Linked DNA regions of Homo sapiens: region 1 is linked to region 2. Evidence: read pairs that join two places in POLR2A ChIA-PET (ENCODE). Cell type or tissue: endothelial cell of umbilical vein. All regions are shown on one strand.

The links. ChIA-PET counts read pairs that join two places held together with the same protein. Peaks named below come from ENCODE experiments on the same cell type or tissue, not always from the same donor. Only the 100,000 strongest peaks of a DNase experiment are listed, where the experiment ranks them.
Region 1: POLR2A ChIA-PET joins it to region 2 with 5 read pairs; 9 of 35 experiments call an interaction of 5 or more read pairs at or near these places.

What each region holds. Positions count from the first base shown.
Region 1 is chr10:17,236,320-17,240,319 of GRCh38, reverse strand. VIM (vimentin) reads right to left here. Exons shown (of 10, transcript NM_003380.5): 9 at 3,941-4,000; 10 at 2,727-3,090. The coding sequence ends at 3,049. Among named protein-coding and RNA genes, the nearest start is that of VIM-AS1, 8.3 kb to the right of the region's middle. RefSeq lists a silencer at 1,256-1,550. In endothelial cell of umbilical vein, no CTCF peak of the experiment used is centred here; DNase peaks (open chromatin) are centred at 1,559 and 2,209; H3K27ac peaks cover 663 bases.
Region 2 is chr10:17,060,959-17,064,958 of GRCh38, reverse strand. The region is part of intron 22 of CUBN (cubilin); the gene reads left to right. Among named protein-coding and RNA genes, the nearest start is that of CUBN, 67 kb to the left of the region's middle. RefSeq lists an enhancer at 1,507-2,706. In endothelial cell of umbilical vein, no CTCF peak of the experiment used is centred here; DNase peaks (open chromatin) are centred at 1,718, 2,268 and 2,758; H3K27ac peaks cover 3,510 bases.

The DNA.
Region 1 (4,000 bases), 180 kb before region 2:
TATATGTGCAGGTTTGTTACATAGATATATTGCGTAATGCTAGAGCTTGGGCTTCTATTGAACCCATCACCCAAGTACTCAACAGGTGGTTTTTCAACCCTTGCCCTCCTCCCAACCTCCTCCTTTTTGAAGTGCCCAGTGTCTGTTGTTTCCATCTGTAAAGGATATTTTTTCTTTTTCTGAGACAGAGTCTCACTCTGTTGCCCAGGCTGGAGTGCAGTGGCACAATCTCGGCTCACTGCAACCTCCATCTCCTGGGTTCAAGCAATTCTCGTGCCTCAGCCTCCCGAGTAGTTGAGATTACAGGTGTGCACCACCACCCCTGGCTAGTTTTTGTGTCTTTAGTAGAGACGGGGTTTCGCCTTATTGGCCAGGCTGGTCTTGGACTCCTGACCTCAGGGGATCCACCCACCTTGGTCACCATGCCTGGCCTCCATCTGTAAAGGATTTTTAAGAGTGGGAGTCTACTAATCTCAATAGGTATGAGCAGAACTTGCTGTCCTGGTTCTTTTCCCCTGAAAGAAAACTGTGGCTTGTTTTTCAATTTTTAAAAAAATAATAATGAGTCTGGTGTGTGAAGAAAGCCAATATGGGGCTGGGGTCTTCCCTGGATGACCCTTATAAGCCAAAGGTGGGATACAAGTGGAAGAGGAGACAGGGATCCTAGGGTTAGGAGGCTGCGGGGAACAGTGGTGAGAATGGCTAAAGAACAGAAAGCAAAACGAAAAATCAAATAGAAAAGGTTTCATAAGGGCCCAAAGACCTGGATGTTTACACTAATAAAATTAATTATGCCATTGTCCATGTCAGTTGTTTGAATATGGGGGCTGAGGGGACAGACACATTTTCTGTAAGATTATTCTAAGGGTAGCATGACCTGACCACATACAATCTATTGTCCAAACTGTTATTATTAATAATTATGCTTACACAACAGTCATAAACCAAGAATGTCCCAAGTAAACTAGAATGTAAAGTTTACTTTTACATTTAGAATTTACCTTTAGAATGGCTAGGAGTTACTTCAGCAGCCAATCCTTTTTTTCTTTATTTCTAAGACAGGATCTCGCTCTGTCACTCAGGCTGGAGTTTAGTGGTACAGTCTTGGCTCACTGAAACCTCTACCTTCCAAGCTGAAGCAATTCTACTGCCTCTGCCTCCAGAGTAGCTGGGGTTATAGGCATCCACCACCACGGCTGGCTAATTTTTGTATTTTTTGTGGAGACAGGATTTCGCCGTGTTGGCCAGGCTAGTCCGGAACTCCTGACTTCAAGTGATCCACCCGCCTCAGCCTCCCAAAGTGCTGATATTACAGGCATGAGCCACTGCATCCAGCCCCAATCCTTTCTTTATTCATGCAGTACCCACGGTAACCAAAATGATGAAAATCACAGTGAACATTCCTGCAAATGGGCAGGGCTTTGTGAGAACCATCTCACTAGTTAACTCCAGAGAGAGGCAGATGCAAACACAGAAAAATTATGACAATGTCTACCACATCATTCTCGGAGGAGAGAAGATAATAATATTTCCATAATTTGAAACTTAGAGATGTCCGAGAATGTACTCGAAGTTTTCACTCCAGAACACACATTATTGACCATTACTACACTATTGCCTCTTGGCAATACCTTCTCTCGTCTATTTATGTAAGTTCTATGCTCACACTGAGTGCTTTCTAGGGAGCTTTCCATGACTGCCCCACTTCATTTTTATTGCTCCAGACTTTGAAACCTTATTACACCTACAGTTAGCACCATGCGATTCACATGTAATAATCTCATCTCCCTGGAAGAAAAGGTAGGAGGTTTTATTTTGTGCCTAATGCCATTCTCCAAACACAAAGGTCTTTACAAATATCTGTATCTATAGATAGATGGATATAGATATAGCTATCACACACACACACAATAAAGCAGAACGGTTTCATATATTAAATCTTGGTGAACTAGGCTGAGTGTGGTGGCTCATGCCTGTAATCCCAGCTTTTTAGGAGGCCGAGGGAGGATCACTTGAGCACAAGAGTTCCAGACTAGGCTGGACAACACTTCCAGACCCCATCTCTACAAAAAATTAAAAAAATTAGCCAGGTGTGTGGCTAGTTTTGGGAAGACAACTCACATTTTAGGCTAAAGTTAGACATTCGTTTATTTGTTTTGAGTACTCCTAGCTACTGAGGAGGCTGAGGTGGGAGGATTGCCTGAGCCTAGGAGTTGTTGGCTGCAGTGAACTATGATTGAGTCACTTTACTCCAGCTTGAGTGACAAAGTGAGATCCTGTCTTAAATAAAAGAAAAACTTGGTGAACTTTTTCCATTTCTCTGCATCTTGCTAGCGGAAGATAAGCCCCTATATCTTGGCAACTTCCTATGCTTTAACTCCCAAAGTGGAATTTGTGTTACTCATATGCTATATGTACTAAAAAAAGTTTTTATTTTTTAATTTTAGGAAGTCTGTTTGTTATGATTAAAATCACAGACCTGAGCTCATTTTAGAGAGACCTATCTTCATTTTGGTACAAGTTATTTTATTCGACACCACCTATTTGTAAATGTTTTTAAGTAATAATAAAAAGAAGTGAGGTCTATCAAAAATGACAAAATTAAGAACTACATCTCAAGCATAAATAACCTGAATTTATCAACTTACATGATTGTAATGACAAATTAACTAATAGGACCAAGTAGAGAATTGTTTAGATATTATCCAATAAATAACACAACAAAAGAGTTTTTCCAAAGATTTATTGAAGCAGAACCAAGTTGGTTGGATACTTGCTGGAAAAAAAAAAGCAGTTTTAATGGTATTCAAAATACCTTTTAAAAAGTATTCTAGCACAAGATTTTTCTGTAAACTAGATTATGTTGTAAACTTTTTTCTAAATCTTGTAGGAGTGTCGGTTGTTAAGAACTAGAGCTTATTCCTATTCCAAATCTATCTTGCGCTCCTGAAAAACTGCAGAAAGGCACTTGAAAGCTGTTTCTTTAAGATATGGATTTCTTTTTTATTCTTGCTGGTAATATATTGCTGCACTGAGTGTGTGCAATTTTTATTCAAGGTCATCGTGATGCTGAGAAGTTTCGTTGATAACCTGTTTAAAAAAAAAAACCAAAATAAATATAATGCCACATGCCAAAGACTAAATTATCCTATATATCACGGCAAATAAAAATCCTGCTAAATATATGTAATTTATTGTGCAAATCAGAAGGTTATGTTGCTTCTGCATGAGTGAAAACTAGAAGGGGCAGACACACAAGACCCTCTTCCACTACAGGCAATATAAGGATCCAGTGGAATGTTGTAACTTACAAAAAGAAATTTCTTAAAAAACTGTGTTTATAAAAGATGGTATAATAGTTGTACACAATACAGCCAAGTTTAAAAGCAATTAAGACATATTAAAATGTGCAGCAGGTACATTTTAAATTTATGTGCAAGGGAAGATTTCATGATGACTACAATAAATTGCAACTATTTCTTTCCTGGCATAGGGAGGTAATAAGAAACTAAATGATCGTATGGCACATGCTTGTATTATATAGATGGGTTTAGGAATCTATAAAGTATGGAGGTAGGAAGACACCATATGTCCAGGATCAAAACATTCCTCATATTGAGGTAGTCTAGTGAAGCTGTTTCATGTAGCTGCTTTAGGAAGTGGTTTAAGGAAGCTTACTCCCACTTCAAATTAAGCACCAAAGCAAATCACTAATTCTGGAGCACAGGAAGACTGCTATCTCAACTTCACATCCAGGAGCCAAATAATTAGTTGGCTGTGTGTACTGCTGGAAGAAGAAGCCTATTCTTTTTTTAGTAGGCATGAATGAAACCTGAACCTCTCAAATTAGCCAGCTGTATCTGAGATTCAGATTCACTGATTTTAAAATATATCAACTCCTGTCTGAGATTACCCTATTTTTTCCTTAAAAGATACCAACCTGTCCATCTCTAGTTTCAACCGTCTTAATCAGAAGTGTCCTTTTTGAGTGGGTATCAAC
Region 2 (4,000 bases):
ATAAAAATTAGAGACTACCGCATGAAATTCCAGGGAAAGGAATGGAAGATTTCTTGGCAAAATATGCATTTCTCAATTTGACCTAATGAAGTTAAACTTTTCAGCATTTATTCCTTTCATTGTATTTTTCCTATTACTTAATTTCTCATTATTACTATGCCCTTTGCAAATGAAGTATAGGAAACAAATCCCTTTTGCAGGCACAGTCTTTGAGGTAAGATGTGAACCAGAGATGCTCCCAGCCCCAAGAGCCTGTGCATGGGATTGATGAAGGAGTCATATTTCGTTAGGCTCATGTTTCCCTAGGATGTGTTGTTTTTTAGAGACTCTGAGCTTTCCTTTTGCATCATTGTATTAAAGGACCCAAATAACATCCAGCATAGACCCATAGTAGGCATATGGTGACCATGCTTCCAAGCATTTCTCCGCTTTGGGATTACCCCAGCAGCATGGTACAATTCACTGAGCTCCCTCCAGAAAGAACTGGTAGCTTTTCCTATGTTGGGACATGCACCCTGTGACACACTCTGGCATCCTGAGAACCCCAGATGCTTATCTTTTAAAGTCCCCACTCCCTAAAATAAATAAAAGTTTAAACATCTCCCACTCAAAATCTTACCCAATTTCCCATTTATTTCTCCTTCAGAGGGGCTGGCCACTACTCTTCATTTCAGGCAAAACTCTGCAGCAGTTCAAGTTCTATGTTCAAAAGCATGGCTTTAGATTTGCTCCAGAATCCTGAGTGTGAGAGAATCAATCAATACTTTTCTCCCAGGTAGGAACCTCTGCAGGAGCAGTTCATTATCCAGCTCAAGTGCAAGCACATGCGAAATGGAATCCCTGGCAGTTACAATAGGCTATGGTGTGTGATTGACGTATTCACTGGACTTCATTCAGGTGGTTAACATCCAGTGACCAAAATTGGTTTCTTAAGAAATTATAGGGTGCACACAATTTTTCATGCTGTTGTAGTTTTATCTGTCTGGTATGTTTGGCCCCAAAGCACACTGAATATTAGATCAGGATTTGGAGCAAGTCACTTGAACTCTCTAGGCCACAGTTTTCTCATCTGTAAAATTAAGGAATTGGATTTGGTAATCTTCGAGAGATGACTTCTGGCTTTAATCATCTATGAACATAATTTTAATTTGGTGCATGAATAAACTGGCTGTATCTTAGATAACATATAATACAGGCAGGGCCTCCTGAAAATGTGGAAATCTTTGTAATGATATGCAAAGTAAGACATACCTTTGTAAAACAATTCTATTACCATCCTAGCTTGTAAGGCAATATTTTGTGCAGAAAGAACCCAGAGCAGTTAAAATAATTGGGCAGGGAGGATATTAGATTTTAATTCTAAAAGTTTTCAGAAAGATAAGATACACGTAAAATAAAAATGAGTCAGGAAAAGAGATAGAAGCAAACTGGACAGGAAAGGAAACTATAAAGAAAGAGAGAAGAAAAAGCAAGCAATAAAAGTGAAGGGGAGACGATGTTTTCATAGAAACTCAAAAGATTCTCCAGCTGGCTTCCCTGTGTGATAATCATTACTTTGGCCTCTATTTGGTCTGCATAAGGCTGAAATCACAGACGAGGGAGTGTTTGCTTTCTGTCCCTGGGCTGAGCCCGGCTGGTCACTGTGCCCGCTTGTTGTTGGATGAACTCATAGGTCTGACTAACACAGTCAAGCCATTCTAAATAGCAATCAGATGACGAGATCCAGGAAGACACAACACACCTTCTGTTTATAATTCTGGAGCCTGTCACAGTTTCCCATAGATCAAGACCTGAGAGATCGGCTCTCATGCATTGCTGAGGGGGGGTCCTGCAGCATTTTTTAGGGAAGGGCTGGTGTCAGGAGACTGAGCTGGTGTTGGGCTGGTGACACCAGGTGGTGGGCTAGTACTTTAAGGCAGTGGCTAGACCTAGAAGGCAGCCAGAGTCAGAGTGAGCTGCTGGTGTGGAAACACAGAGATGCTAGGACTCATTCTTTTCAGGTGTCATCGTATGTTGGATATTTTCTGCAGAATAAAATAGCATCAGGGAAAAGCATCAAGGGAAGCTCAGTCATTTGCCCTCATCTTACTTTATTGTTCTAACAGAAGTTATTTCCAGAGCAGTAATGTTGGTATTTGGTTGTTGATTTCTAGCTCCTCAGCCCAACAGGTGTGAGTTTGCCTGCTGAAGTCTTTCTTGTCTTCATCTGATAAAGGTTAAGTTTCCGGATTTGAGTTCAGATACTTTTCCATCTGTAGTTTGTGCCATGTGGCTATGATGTCAGCCCCAAAATATGTGTTTGGGAGAAAAAAGATTGGTTTCTTGTGATTACTGGGACTTCCTCCCTTGTTACTTTGTTTCTGCCTTTATCCAGATGTGCCTGGGAAAACAGAAAGAAAAGAACTAACAAGTACAGGTTTAACAGGTTAAAACTCTTACGAAGTTCTTAGAAACTACAAGACTAAGCTTTAATTTAACGTATTAGATTTTGCTCATTCAAACTACAAAATATTTGAATCCTGAGAGACTATAATTGACTAATGTTATCAATTTAAAGTAAAATTTTATATTCTATTAACATGTATTGCATATACATTAATATATAATCCTGCTAAGAGGGAACTTTAAAAGTATAAACAGGGACAGATAAATGTACCGGATTCATTTTCAACTTTAATATTAGAGGAAAACCTATGTAACATCTAGTCCAGTGCTTTTCAAACTGCAATTCATGACTCATTCGTGAGTCATGAAATTAATTTATTCGGTTGCTACTTGTGATTGCTAAAAGTATGGAGTAGGATAGAAAGGAATAGGAGAGAAAGTATCAGAGTTTATCATACAAAGTAAGGTGCCGCTTCATGAGAACTGTTTGTAGTATCTCCGCGCATGGGTGGCTAACGTAAATGTATTTTTTAGGGTATGTCAAGAAAGTTTGAAGCACAAATCTATTCCAGTTACCTTAATTTTTAAATGAGGGAGATAGAAGTCTAGGATGTTGAATTTATCCTCCCAAGAATACATAGCTGATTGGTTTGAAAGTCAGACTAAACAACTGAGTCCCGTCTTAGAATCCATTGCTTTTGCCATGTCTAGGTTAGCTCTTAGAAACGCTCTAAATGAACTGCATATAACAGCTAGTAACATTTAATTCAGGGCTATCATCAAACTGTGGTGGATTTTTCATATTTCCTGCAAAGCGAAAACCTTCACAATTGTCCAGGGAAATGGCCAAGGATGATCCCAACAACAACAACACAGGATTAGAGATGAGCCCTACTGGGCTTTCTTGGCCTCCCTCCTTCCCAGGGCAGGGTTCCCACCTACTCATCAGTGGGTGGTTAGTGCTGTTTTTTATCAGTGATCCTGGAATGAGCTCAGAAGAGGCATCTAGCAGTGCAAAGTTAAGAAATGATGACAAACATGCCCAAAGAGGCCTTCTTTACACTAAACGGGTAAAGAGAGTTCTGTTTCTATTTTAAAACTTCAGTTTGGGAGTGTAGTGTTCTCAAATTCTAGTGTTCATAAGGAATTTGAGATGGGGGATTTTCTTGCTATAAATTCAGGCATCTGGGCCCCACCCAGAAATTCTGATTAAAATAGGTCTAGGGTGCTTGTTCGCCAAGCAATTCAAGGGGTTCTAATGAAACTTTGTAGTTTATCAAGGACTCTGAAAGTCAAGCCTTAGCATGTGAATTGCTGTAGAATTACAAGGGAGATACAATAGTGGATTGGACTGTAACTGCTCATGATGGAAAGTACTATTCATGACACAGGGAAAGGGGATGCTGTAGGGAGGTCAGAAGTCTTGGTCCTACTCTCAGCCTTGATACTAATTAGGAATACTTTTGTTTGTTTGTTTTTGGGTTTTTTTTGTTGTTGTTTTTGTTGTTTGTTGGTTTGTTTTTTGAGATGGAGTTTCACTCTTGTTGCCCAGGCTGGAGTGCAATGGCAATATCTCAGCTCACTGCAACCTCTGCCTCCTAGGTTCAAGTGATTC